3 separate regions of the Homo sapiens genome follow, and regions 1 and 3 are each linked to region 2. A link is a contact called in ENCODE Hi-C or POLR2A ChIA-PET data. All regions are on one chromosome and are shown on one strand. The core of a region is the stretch at or near the end of the contact, and the rest is flanking DNA. Distances in the headings are between cores, read along the strand shown. Region 1 overlaps RUNX3 (RUNX family transcription factor 3). Region 2 overlaps RUNX3-AS1 (RUNX3 antisense RNA 1). Region 3 has its middle 32 kb from the start of MIR4425.

Evidence for each region. A loop is a pair of places that touch in the nucleus more often than their neighbours do. ChIA-PET counts read pairs that join two places held with the same protein, here RNA polymerase II (POLR2A). Pooled maps may share reads with other maps.
Region 1: a map of natural killer cell shows a loop between it and region 2 (6-fold over the local background). The contact joins two enhancer-like sites. A Hi-C loop is called at or near these places in 4 of 168 maps with a recorded cell type or tissue (CD4-positive, alpha-beta T cell, CD8-positive, alpha-beta T cell, naive thymus-derived CD4-positive, alpha-beta T cell and 1 more), 2 of 37 single-sample maps with no recorded cell type and 14 of 50 pooled maps. POLR2A ChIA-PET finds 5 or more read pairs at or near these places in 29 of 52 experiments (B cell, CD4-positive, alpha-beta T cell, CD4-positive, alpha-beta memory T cell and 20 more).
Region 3: a pooled map shows a loop between it and region 2 (3-fold over the local background). The contact joins two enhancer-like sites. A Hi-C loop is called at or near these places in 3 of 168 maps with a recorded cell type or tissue (CD8-positive, alpha-beta T cell, naive thymus-derived CD4-positive, alpha-beta T cell and natural killer cell), 5 of 37 single-sample maps with no recorded cell type and 14 of 50 pooled maps. POLR2A ChIA-PET finds 5 or more read pairs at or near these places in 25 of 52 experiments (B cell, CD4-positive, alpha-beta T cell, CD4-positive, alpha-beta memory T cell and 17 more).

Annotation. Positions count from the first base shown.
Region 1 is chr1:24,909,391-24,912,604 of GRCh38, forward strand. The region is part of intron 3 of RUNX3 (RUNX family transcription factor 3); the gene reads right to left. Among named protein-coding and RNA genes, the nearest start is that of MIR6731, 8.4 kb to the right of the region's middle. Within about 2 kb of position 1,866, at least 7 of the 41 ENCODE cell types and tissues checked have a DNase peak (open chromatin) inside an H3K27ac peak, as active enhancers do; they include CD8-positive, alpha-beta T cell, where a contact is called at or near this core.
Region 2 is chr1:24,953,016-24,956,556 of GRCh38, forward strand. All of the region lies in intron 1 of RUNX3-AS1 (RUNX3 antisense RNA 1), which reads left to right. It also overlaps a transcript of RUNX3 not described here. Among named protein-coding and RNA genes, the nearest start is that of RUNX3-AS1, 24 kb to the left of the region's middle. RefSeq lists a silencer at 1,202-1,261 and enhancers at 1,758-2,957, 1,999-2,178, 2,219-2,368, 2,409-2,458. Within about 2 kb of position 2,241, at least 5 of the 41 ENCODE cell types and tissues checked have a DNase peak (open chromatin) inside an H3K27ac peak, as active enhancers do; they include CD8-positive, alpha-beta T cell, where a contact is called at or near this core.
Region 3 is chr1:24,989,904-24,993,017 of GRCh38, forward strand. No RefSeq gene overlaps it. Among named protein-coding and RNA genes, the nearest start is that of MIR4425, 32 kb to the right of the region's middle. RefSeq lists an enhancer at 1-266. Within about 2 kb of position 1,513, at least 3 of the 41 ENCODE cell types and tissues checked have a DNase peak (open chromatin) inside an H3K27ac peak, as active enhancers do; they include CD8-positive, alpha-beta T cell, where a contact is called at or near this core.

The DNA of each region.
Region 1 (3,214 bases), core at 616-3,115, 44 kb before region 2:
GAACTCTCTTGAACAGCCTCAGTCCGGGTGTGTCATTCTGTAACTTGCTTTCTTAGTAGCACACCTTGGAGCTCAAACTCAGTTTCCCTATCTGCAAAATGGGGACAGTAATCCAGCCCCACAGAAATGACGGAGTTCCCATAAAACCCTGGGGATCCTCCCTGCTACGGAAGGGATTCAACAAGCATGGCGAGAATGACGCTGCTCTCCCTCTTTCCTGCTGGCCACTGGAGGCACAGTTCACTCCGCAGTCCTCTCCACCCACATTTCAGTCCTTCTCAAGCTTCCCCTTTAGTTCCCTTACATGCAACACTCCCGGGAACGTCCCTGTTCGCACCCCCTAGTGGCTGCAGCTTCTCCAGGGCTGACCCGAGGAAAGGACGGCTCCCTTGGAGGACTGTGCACTCCAGGGTTCGGCTGATCAACCCTAACACGGTCACGGCCATTCTACCTCACGTGACTTGGTGGGAGGCTGCCAGTCAGGCAGGGTGGCCAGGCCCTCTTTTACAAGTAAGAGAACTGCAACTGCGGAGAGGCGAGGAAGCTTGTTGGAGGCCACACGCCGAACAAGGGGTGGGATTTCCTGGACCTGGGACCCTTTAGAAAAGATGGAGGCTAGGCATGGTGGCTACGCCTGTAATCCCAGCGCTTTGGGAAGCCGAGGCGGGCGGATCACCTGAGTGAGGTCAGGAGTTTGAAACCAGCCTGACCAATATGGTGAAACCCCGTCTCTACTAAAAGTACAAAAATTAGCCGGGCGTGGTGGCGGGCGCCTATGATCCCAACTACTTGGGAGGCTGAGGCAGGAGAATCGCTTGAACCCGGGAGGCGGAGGTTGCAGTGAGCCAAGATCACACCACTGCACTCCAGCCTAGGTGACAGAGCAAGATTCCATCTCAAAAAAAAAAAAAAAAAAAAATGTGGGAGGGGGTAAGGGGGAGGAGAAGGTTTGCCTAAGGCCTTGGGTCTAGAATGACATGTGCGTTTTCTAGTTTGGCAGAGGGAGAAGAGGCAAGATGTAGGTGGGAGGTAAAACAGAACTCACTGCGCTTCTTGGGGCCTGAACAAGTGATTGCTGGGGACTCGAAAAGTGGGAAAAGCCTGTCGACCACTGTAGGGCATGAGGGGACAGAGCCCGAGGCCTCGCATGGGCCTGATTTCTGATTTTCAGAATGGGAACGCAATGGATTCTGGTACTTGTAGGCCCCCAAGCTCCCTACGCATCCCTGTTGGAAGCTCAAACAGGTATCTGGGAGCCTCAGAAAGAAAGCAGGGGGCCTGGGAGCCACAGGGGCTCAGCCAGTCACCAAGAACCAGGGAGCCCCACCTTCTCCTCCAATGAGGCCCCAGACCAGGAATCCATGGGACACTTGGTGGCAGGAATAAGACCATTTGGTCTCTGGCCAGGCCCCCACTGCTGCCTCCCAGGGCCCTTGGCAACAAAGGGGAAAACATGGGCTGGGGGCGAGTTTAGCTGGAGCTGGGGCTGCAAACTCAGATGCCCATGGGGATGGGGCAAGTCACGTGAACGAGGCAAGTGGGATGGGTGGGGCCTGGAGCGGATGGGGAGGAGATGCCTTGTGGAAAGCACCTGACTGCTACCCTGAGGAGGGCAGGCCCAGTACGGCCAGAGCTTCCAATTCCAGACCGAGTCCTCAGCCCTAACAGGCCTTGGAGGAAATGTTGTCCTTGCTCCTGAGGCCACTGGAAATGGCAGGGAGATGTGGATGAGCTGGGGGACAAGTGAGCAGAAGAATCTTAACAGGCATGAAGCCTGCCGGGTGGACGTGGGGACCACAGACTGATCCGACAACAGCCTGAGTGCAAAGGATCTGGGTGTTTTAGTCAGCCACAAGCTTGAAGGGAGCCAATAGGGCTGGTGCAAAACCTCAGGCCTTGTTACTTTCGTCACAGGAGAATAAAGTCCCCTGTTTCTGAGTCACACCATGTACAAAGAGTGTTTACAGTTACTCCTGCGGCCTGGCGGAAGAGGGCGGGGTTGACAGCCAGCCTGGGTTCGAGGACGGGTCCTGTCACTTGCAGTCTGGTGGCCTCACTCAAGTCACACTCCTTTCCCCCACCCCGAGCTGCGGTGTCCCCATCACACTGTCTTTGTGGGTTGAGGTGCTGGCCTAAGGTGTGGACACTTTCCAGTCACGTGGGTCACCACCATCATGACCATCGCTTTTATCTCTGCTCATGCCCAAAGGAAGCAGAACTATCATCCCCATGCTGGAGACCGGGGTGTGGAGGCCAGGATGCTGAAGTCGTGTGAGGAACACAGAGCCTGAGCAGCAAGGCAGGATTCACACCCGGATCCCCCGACTCCAAGCCCAGGGCTCTTTTCCTGACACTTTCCCTTTTGTTCCCATTGTTTAGACGGGGCCACCGAGGCTTCACCATGAGACCGACGCTGAGCGCCTGTTCCGGGACCCAGGCTGTGGGTCAGGTAATCTGACCCCGGAACCCACGCTCCCACCACATGCTCCCTTGCCCTCCGTAGGGCAGACTTCCCGGAGGAGGGGAGTCCAACAGCACTTCGGAAATAGCTTCCTTGTTACTGTGGAACGCTGGAGCCACTGCCAGGGAGGGGAGAGGGGAGCCAAGGCGGCCCCACGTGGCCAGGGCGCCAGAGAGTCTCAGAGCCACAGGGCCAGGGCTCTCACACTGGGAATAGGACAGAAGTTCCAGTGCCTGAGGAAAGAAGATGGTCTTCAGAAAAAGCCTCTTTCATTCGGTTACCCAGAGCAAGAGCTGCGTGGGGAGCTCTGGCTCTAACCCACTCCGTCACCTTGGGCCCAGTCCTGCTACGCCTCAGTTTCCCCTCTGCACAGTCTGCTCACTGAGGCCCCTTCCTTTTGAAAGTCCCTGATTTAAGGTAGCAAAGATCAGCCGCTGGTCAGAGGGGCCCCAGAAAGAAAAGAAGGCAGGGCTGCTGGCCCCAGGGCCCACCCACTACCACTTCTTCCTGCTGCTGCTGTTCCCAGTATTTCTTGAATATTCTCTGCCCCCCACTCTTCAGAGCCTCAGCTCAGGACAGCCTCTGCCAGCAATGCTTTCTGTCCTGTGAAGCCCAGTCCAGGAGCCCCTCCTCCAGGAAGCCCCCCTTCTCCCACAGTAGATCCCCATCACACCTCTGCAGGCTAGGGCTGTCCTTTAAAGCAGTCGCCAGCAGGAGTGGAAATCATCAAAACGGCAGCAGATGCTTGCTGGG
Region 2 (3,541 bases), core at 991-3,490:
TTACTAAAGCAGTACGTGCTTGTTATGTATAAAACTTTTCAAACATTTTGAGTTGAAAAATGAAAAAAAGGCAGGGCGCGGTGGCTCAAGCCTGCAATCCCATCACTTTGGGAGGCTGAGGCGGGCGGATCACGAGGTCAGGAGATCGAGACCATCCTGGCTAACACAGTGAAACCCCGTCTCTACTAAAAATACAAAAATTAGCCAGGCGTAGTGGCGGGCACCTGTAGTCCCAGCTACTCGAGAGGCTGAGGCAGGAGAATGGCGTGAACCCAGGAGGCGGAGCTTGCAGTGAGTGCGATTGCGCCACTGCACGCCAGCCTGGGCGACAGAGCCAGACTCCGTCTGAAAAAAAAAAAAAAAAGAAAAGAAAAGAAAAGAAAAATGAAAAAAAAAAAAAAACAGATCTGCATAGCCCTACAAAGTAGCCATTAGCTTTTAAATGAAAATACTTAAATGCTATCTAAATGAAAATAGTTAAAATGAAATAAGATAAAAAATTCAGTTCCTCAGTTACAGTAGCCACGTTTCAAGCGCTCGGGATTCACGTGCCCCTGGTGGCTACTGTGTTGGGCAGCACAGACATGGGACATTACTATCATCACAGAGAATCCTACGGGACGGTGCCGTTCTAGATTCTTCTTAGACATATCCTAACACCTATACAGGTTGATTATCCCTAATTCAAAAATCTAAAATCTGAAATGCTCCAAAATCCAAAACTTTTTTAGGGCCAACATGGTACTCAAAGGAAATGCTCATTGGAGAATTTTGGATTTTGGACTGAAGTATAATCCAACTATTCCGAAATCTGACAAAATCAGAAGTCCTAAATTTGAATGCTTCTGGTCCCAGCCATCTTGGGTAAGGGATGTTCAACCTGTAATGACTGTTAATGTGTGGTTTTTTTTTTTGGAGACCAGGTCTTGCTCTGTCGCCCAAGCTAGAGTGCAGTGGCACGATCATAGTTCACTGCAGCCTTCACCTCTTGAGCTCAAGTTATCCTCCTGCCTCAGCCTCCCAAAGTGTTGGGATTACAGGCGGGAGCCGCCATGCCCCAGCCTATTGATATTCTTGTTGAGGTTCTCAGACATATCTGCATGGCCTCACACATGGAGGAAAGAGACCCACAGAGGCAAAAACAAGACATGGGGTAAAAATAGACTGGAAGGAAACACACCGAATGATAGTGGTTTTTTCTGGGTGTTGAGATTACCGAGCTTATTTTTAAATTTCTTAGATCCTTCAGGTGTTCTACAACGTAAAATGCAGACAGGGTGGGGACGTTGGTTGGAGTCATGTTTTCCCTAATGTTCTTACTGGTTCTAAAATCTTCAAGCTATGCTCTCACCCAAGGCTTCACTTATTATTATTTTAACACTGTGGATTCATAAAGAATGGAAGCCCACACAAGTCCAGGGAAGGAAGGAAAGGCAGACAGAGGCTTATTTTCAGGCCTGGGCAGTTGCACAGGGTCCCTTGCTTAGAAGGGCCTCATGCTTGGTTTCGTGTTCTGTGGTCGCTGTCCTGAAATTCTTACTGATTTTTGAACAAGGGATCCTGTATTTTCATTTTGCACTGTGCCCTGAAAATCATGCCGCCGTCACTAGCCCTGGGATTCTCCCCAGGACAGGTTTCCCTTCAGCTGCTCTAAGCCTTCGCCCTTGTCCTTGTCCAACCACGGACGTGGCCATCCACGGAGCCCTCTACGTGCCTCAGAGCAAGTGTGCTTCGGCTGCTCAGGTGTGTGTCTAGAGACTGATAAAAACAGGGCTCGTGAGTGGGTGCGGGAGGCCCCTGTGGTCTCTGTTCACACACGTACCTACCCTCAAGGCCATGTCTACACTGGCCTATTTCAGAGAACCGCCCTGTGCATCATGGGATGCTTTGCCCCACATCACGGCCCAGCTTGGTTCAGTCCTGGAGCCCTGTGTCCTGAAGCCATGACCAACCCCAGGCCTGGCCCACCTTCTTCCTCAGTCTCCTCTCCCTCAAGCCCTCCACAGGACCCATAAACCTTCCATCTCCATGTAATCCTTTTGTGTGATCCTTCTTCCATACCTTTGCCCATGCTGTTCACTCTGCTTGTACCAGCAAGGTTCCTTCCTCCCCAGATCTGCCCTTTCTAGACCCATCTCAGATTCCACCCTTTCTAGAAAGACTTCAGGAAGTATTTGAGAAGGGCCTGAAGATGCTGTGGTTGCATAGAGGAGGATATGAATCACCTCGCTTAGAGGTATCGGGGAGGGCTCCATGGAGGTGGTGCCCTCAGGCCAAGGAAGAGAAGATATCTTCCGGGCAGAAGGGAGAGTTTGACGGGCTGGTTTGATGTCAGACAGACCACAGGATGACTCAAGGTCCTCTTTCCTCTTCTTAAACATTAGTTGCAGCAAGTCCCACCATCTGCCTGAGTCTGTTTTCATCTCCACAATGGAGGTGGTGATGCCCAGCACACGGAGCTGTGATGAGGATTTAATGGGGAATCCAGAGCATTTATGGAAGTGCCAGGAGGCCAAGATTCTGCATAGGTAGGAAGGACCTAAGCCAGAGGGGTGTGGGTGGCCAGAGGAGAGAGCCTACCTTAGTAGGGCTTGGTAGGCTAAGGTCTGGGCTGAATCTCGAGGCTCTGGAGCTTAGAACAGCATCTGCAACTCCCTGGCTGTCGGGGTTCAGGCAAGGACTGCCTCCTCTCTGAGTGTCAGTTTCCCCATCTATAAATGGAAAGCTGGGACACTGAAAAACACTGGGGGGGAGGGTGGTTCCTGAGGCAGTCTCTCTCCACACATCACAGGAATGTGGCGCCCCAGGGAGAAGGCATCTTTGTCCATTGTGTTCACTTCTGCATCTCCAGTGCCCAGAACAGTGCTTGCATGCAGTAGATGCTCAATAAATGTTCATTGAATGAATCAGCAGCAACCAATTCGCCCACCTCACATCCTAAGTCCGCTGGGGACGTAGGCCCACCTCTCCAGGGAAACTGTCTGCAGATTGGGACCACACCTCAGGTCACAAGCATTTCCTGAGCACCTACTGTATGCATGGCTCTGCGCAGCCCGGGGCAGACCCTTGCTCCACAGCCCGACAGGGCAGAGCCAAGGAGGCAGGTGACAGACACAGTGATTTGGGAAGAAGAACAGAGAGCAGGGTGGCCAGCAGGGCCTTGCCTGGGTGGGAGCAGGCCGTTCCCAGGCTGGAGCTCAGGCTGATGGGAGCCCCAGCTTGCCTGTTCCTGGGAGGGTGGGACTGCCTCTTCCTCTTTCTTTCTCTGAAAACAAAAATTGTTTTCCCTTAAATTTACAAGTATTAAAAGTTTGGAAAATACACAATAATCAAAAGAATATAAAATAAAGGTTACCTGCCATCATGGCGGACCACACAGTATTAACTACTATGGACTTTTCAGTGTTTCCCTCTAGTCTTTTTTCTGAGGTGGCTTTGCTCTCAGAGGTGGCTTTCTCTCCCCCTGGGAAGGGATATAGCTGCTCTGTAGGAGATGTGGGGGCACCAGGCTCTCTCCATGGGCTCTTTATCACTTCTGACT
Region 3 (3,114 bases), core at 263-2,762, 36 kb after region 2:
ACGAGCTGGAGGTGATGGGGGCTGGCCAGGGAGGAAGCACTGGAGGTGGGGAGAAATGGGAGTTGTACCTTGAAGGTGGAAGCAGCAGGACTTCCTGACTGCGGGGACCGGGGCAGAGGCTGGTGGGTGGCAAGGCTGTAGGGAGGTTTCAGTTTGAGCACGGGGAAGGATGAAGTGCCCACTACCTGAGGAGGGAAGACTGTGGGAGGCAGGCTCGGGGGAGAACAGTCAAGAATTTTCTTTTGGGCATGAGGTGTTTGAGGTGCAAGTGGAGACACAGGGCACGGTTGGAGATGAGCCTGGAGGTCAAAGGAGGGGAGGTGGGCTACAGACACAGCGGAGGGAGGGGTCAATGATCGAAACCACTTAAACACAGGCTCCATTTCAAGTCCCAGCTCTGTGGAGTTGCCCGACTAACCCCCTCACCAGCACGGTCGCATCCGCTAGTTGGTGATCCTACGGGGTTGGCGGGGATGGTCACACCCACTTTACAGCTGAGAAACAGAGCCTCACAGAGGTTAAGCGGCTTCTTCAGGTCCACGCAGTGAGCCCAGGGCTGAGTCTGAAAGAGATGCCGGACATTAGCAAGGACTAGGGGAGCCGCTGTGTCAGGATAAGTGGCAAGTGACAGACGAAGAGACTGTCAAGCTGGCTCTTACAAAACAAAGCAAAATAAACAGGCAATAGGAATATTATACTGGTTCATAGAACTGAAAATTCCAGGAATAGGGCCTGCTTCAGGCACAGATGGATCCGGGAGCTCAAATGATACCATCAGAAACTCCCTCTGCCCCTCATTCCAGTCTGATTTTCTCTGCTTTAGCTGCTTCTCGCGTAGGCTTTTCTGACCCTTTGTCATAAAGGGTCACCATCAACTTGGCTTTCATCCCATCAGCTTCCACCCTCTGTGAAAGAGAACACCTCTTGGCTGACAATGCAGTCATGGCCCCAGGATTGACTGTCACTGGGTAGCCTGGGTCATGAGCCCTCCCCTGGAACTTGAGGCGGGGTCAGCTCTCTCCCACACCACAAGGAGGGAACACGGGGAGGGGCGGCTCCTCACAAGAAAATCCAGATGTTGTTTTTGAAGGAGGGAAGAGAGGGAGCTGGGGGTGTCCAAACCACAGACAGCCATTGCGGAGGGTGGCAGCTACCCAGCTCTGCAGAATAGGGTGGGTATATAGACAAGCGGCTGCCTGAAGACAACTGTGGTGTCAGGGAGCACGGACTTCAGGTTCCTCCTCCTCTATGTCCTCTCTCTCTTCTGCCAGTCCATGGAAGTCACCCTGCTGGGTGAGGTAACAATGTCCTGCCCCAGGCATTCAGGGATCTGACTTCCCTTTTCCAGCTTGGGCTCTGGATCCCACCCTCCCCTCCAGCCACTCAGCCTCCTCACTCCTTCTGAATATGCCCTGCCCAGTCCAACCCCTGGGCCCTTGCTCATGCCATCTCCTCTCCCTGGAATGCCCTCTTTAGCATCTCCATGTATTGCAATCCTGCCAGCCTGCAAAGGGGGCAGCCCTGCACTGGAATTGGCTGCTTGCGGGCCTGTGTCTCCTCTCACCGTGAGCTCCTAGAGGGCAGGGGAAACACATGTTCTGTGTCCTCATCTCTTAGTTTGGGCAGGTGAGCAGGAAATATTGGCTGAATGAATGAATGATGAATGAATACATTATAATTGAATGATGAAAGAGAGAGGTGAGAGACGGAGGGAGGGGAGAGAAGGGCAGGGAGGACAATCCAGTTCGAATGTTACCTTCCTTGGGAGCATCCCCTGAATCCCATTTTCAAAGTCCGCTGTGATTTATTTCTCAGCACCAGTCATTTCTGGATGTGCCACCTCATCTCCCTGTCCTGTGATTCCAGGAAACATGTCTTAGTCGTCTCTTTTGCTCCTGCCTCCTCCTCCCCTCCTGTGCCCTCCCTGGCATGCTGTGCCTACAAGGGCTTAACGGCTGCTGACTTAAGAAGACTAAAGGCCTTGTAAACATACCAGTGTCCTCCGCTCTCAGGATGATCAGCATTTTCCTACTGAAATAGTGCAAGGCTCAGCTCCATTATTCTCGAGCAGGAGAACCTCAGGCATAAAAAGGAAGTGAGAAGGGTGGAAGAGGACAGGCTTGTGAGTTCTCCAGAGAAGAAGGGGACAGTGGTTGAGTGCCTGCTGTGTGTGGATGCTCCGTACACACTCGGAATTTATTTTCGCTAAAGCCCTGTGAGATGAGTATTGGTCTTCTAATTGCACAGGTGAAGAAACTGAGGCTCAAAGAGGTGGAATGACAAGATCAAGGTCACACAGCTGTTCAGAGACATGGCTGGAATTGTACCCCAGGCCCTAGGCAATGAATGGTATGCTAGTGGTAAACTGGCTCTCAAAAACAAAACAAAACAAAACAAAAGCCCCAATTTGTAGTGTTTGCCAATTCCTGTGGTGTAAATACTCCCCACCAAGGCCATTTTCAAGCTACCAACACGGGCCTGTAAAATTCCCAAATATTTCACAATTGCCTCGTACAAGCTGGTAGCAGCCCAGGCCAGCCATGTCCAGCACGCCACTGATAGTCTGTCTGACCCCATAGCGAGGCTTCTTCCCACCGTCCTGGAAGAGGTGGGGGGTGGAAGGACTGGATGATGTTGCTGCGATGTTGCTGCTGCTGGACAGAGGGAGGTGCCGGGGATGGAGGTGGGGTGGGGACCTCCACCAGCCTCAAGCGTTCCTGTGCTGCTCTGTATCTTGCTGGCTCCCCGTCCCTCTGCCTCTGCAGCAACTTCTCGGCTACTTCCGAAGCTTCCCTGCACCAGGTCTCCATCTTAGATGCCCTCTCTGCTAGGTCTCTCCTTCTTCTGGTTCTTCATCCTCGTGCTGTGTTTTCCCTCCCATTTCTATCTGCAGGTTTCTCTATCGTTTCTTTTCGTGAACTCTTCCTCCCTCTCAGGAAACATTTCAAAGTCTGTTTAAAAAACAACACAGAGACTGAATTTACAGGTTTTTTTCCTCTCTTCTTGAGAACAGGACGTGAGAAGGCCAGGTTGAATTTCCTGTGTGAAATGGTGTGTGGGCTTTCTGAGCAAAACAAGGGTCAGGCTGTGGTCCTAAAGGAGCCGATGCCAAGG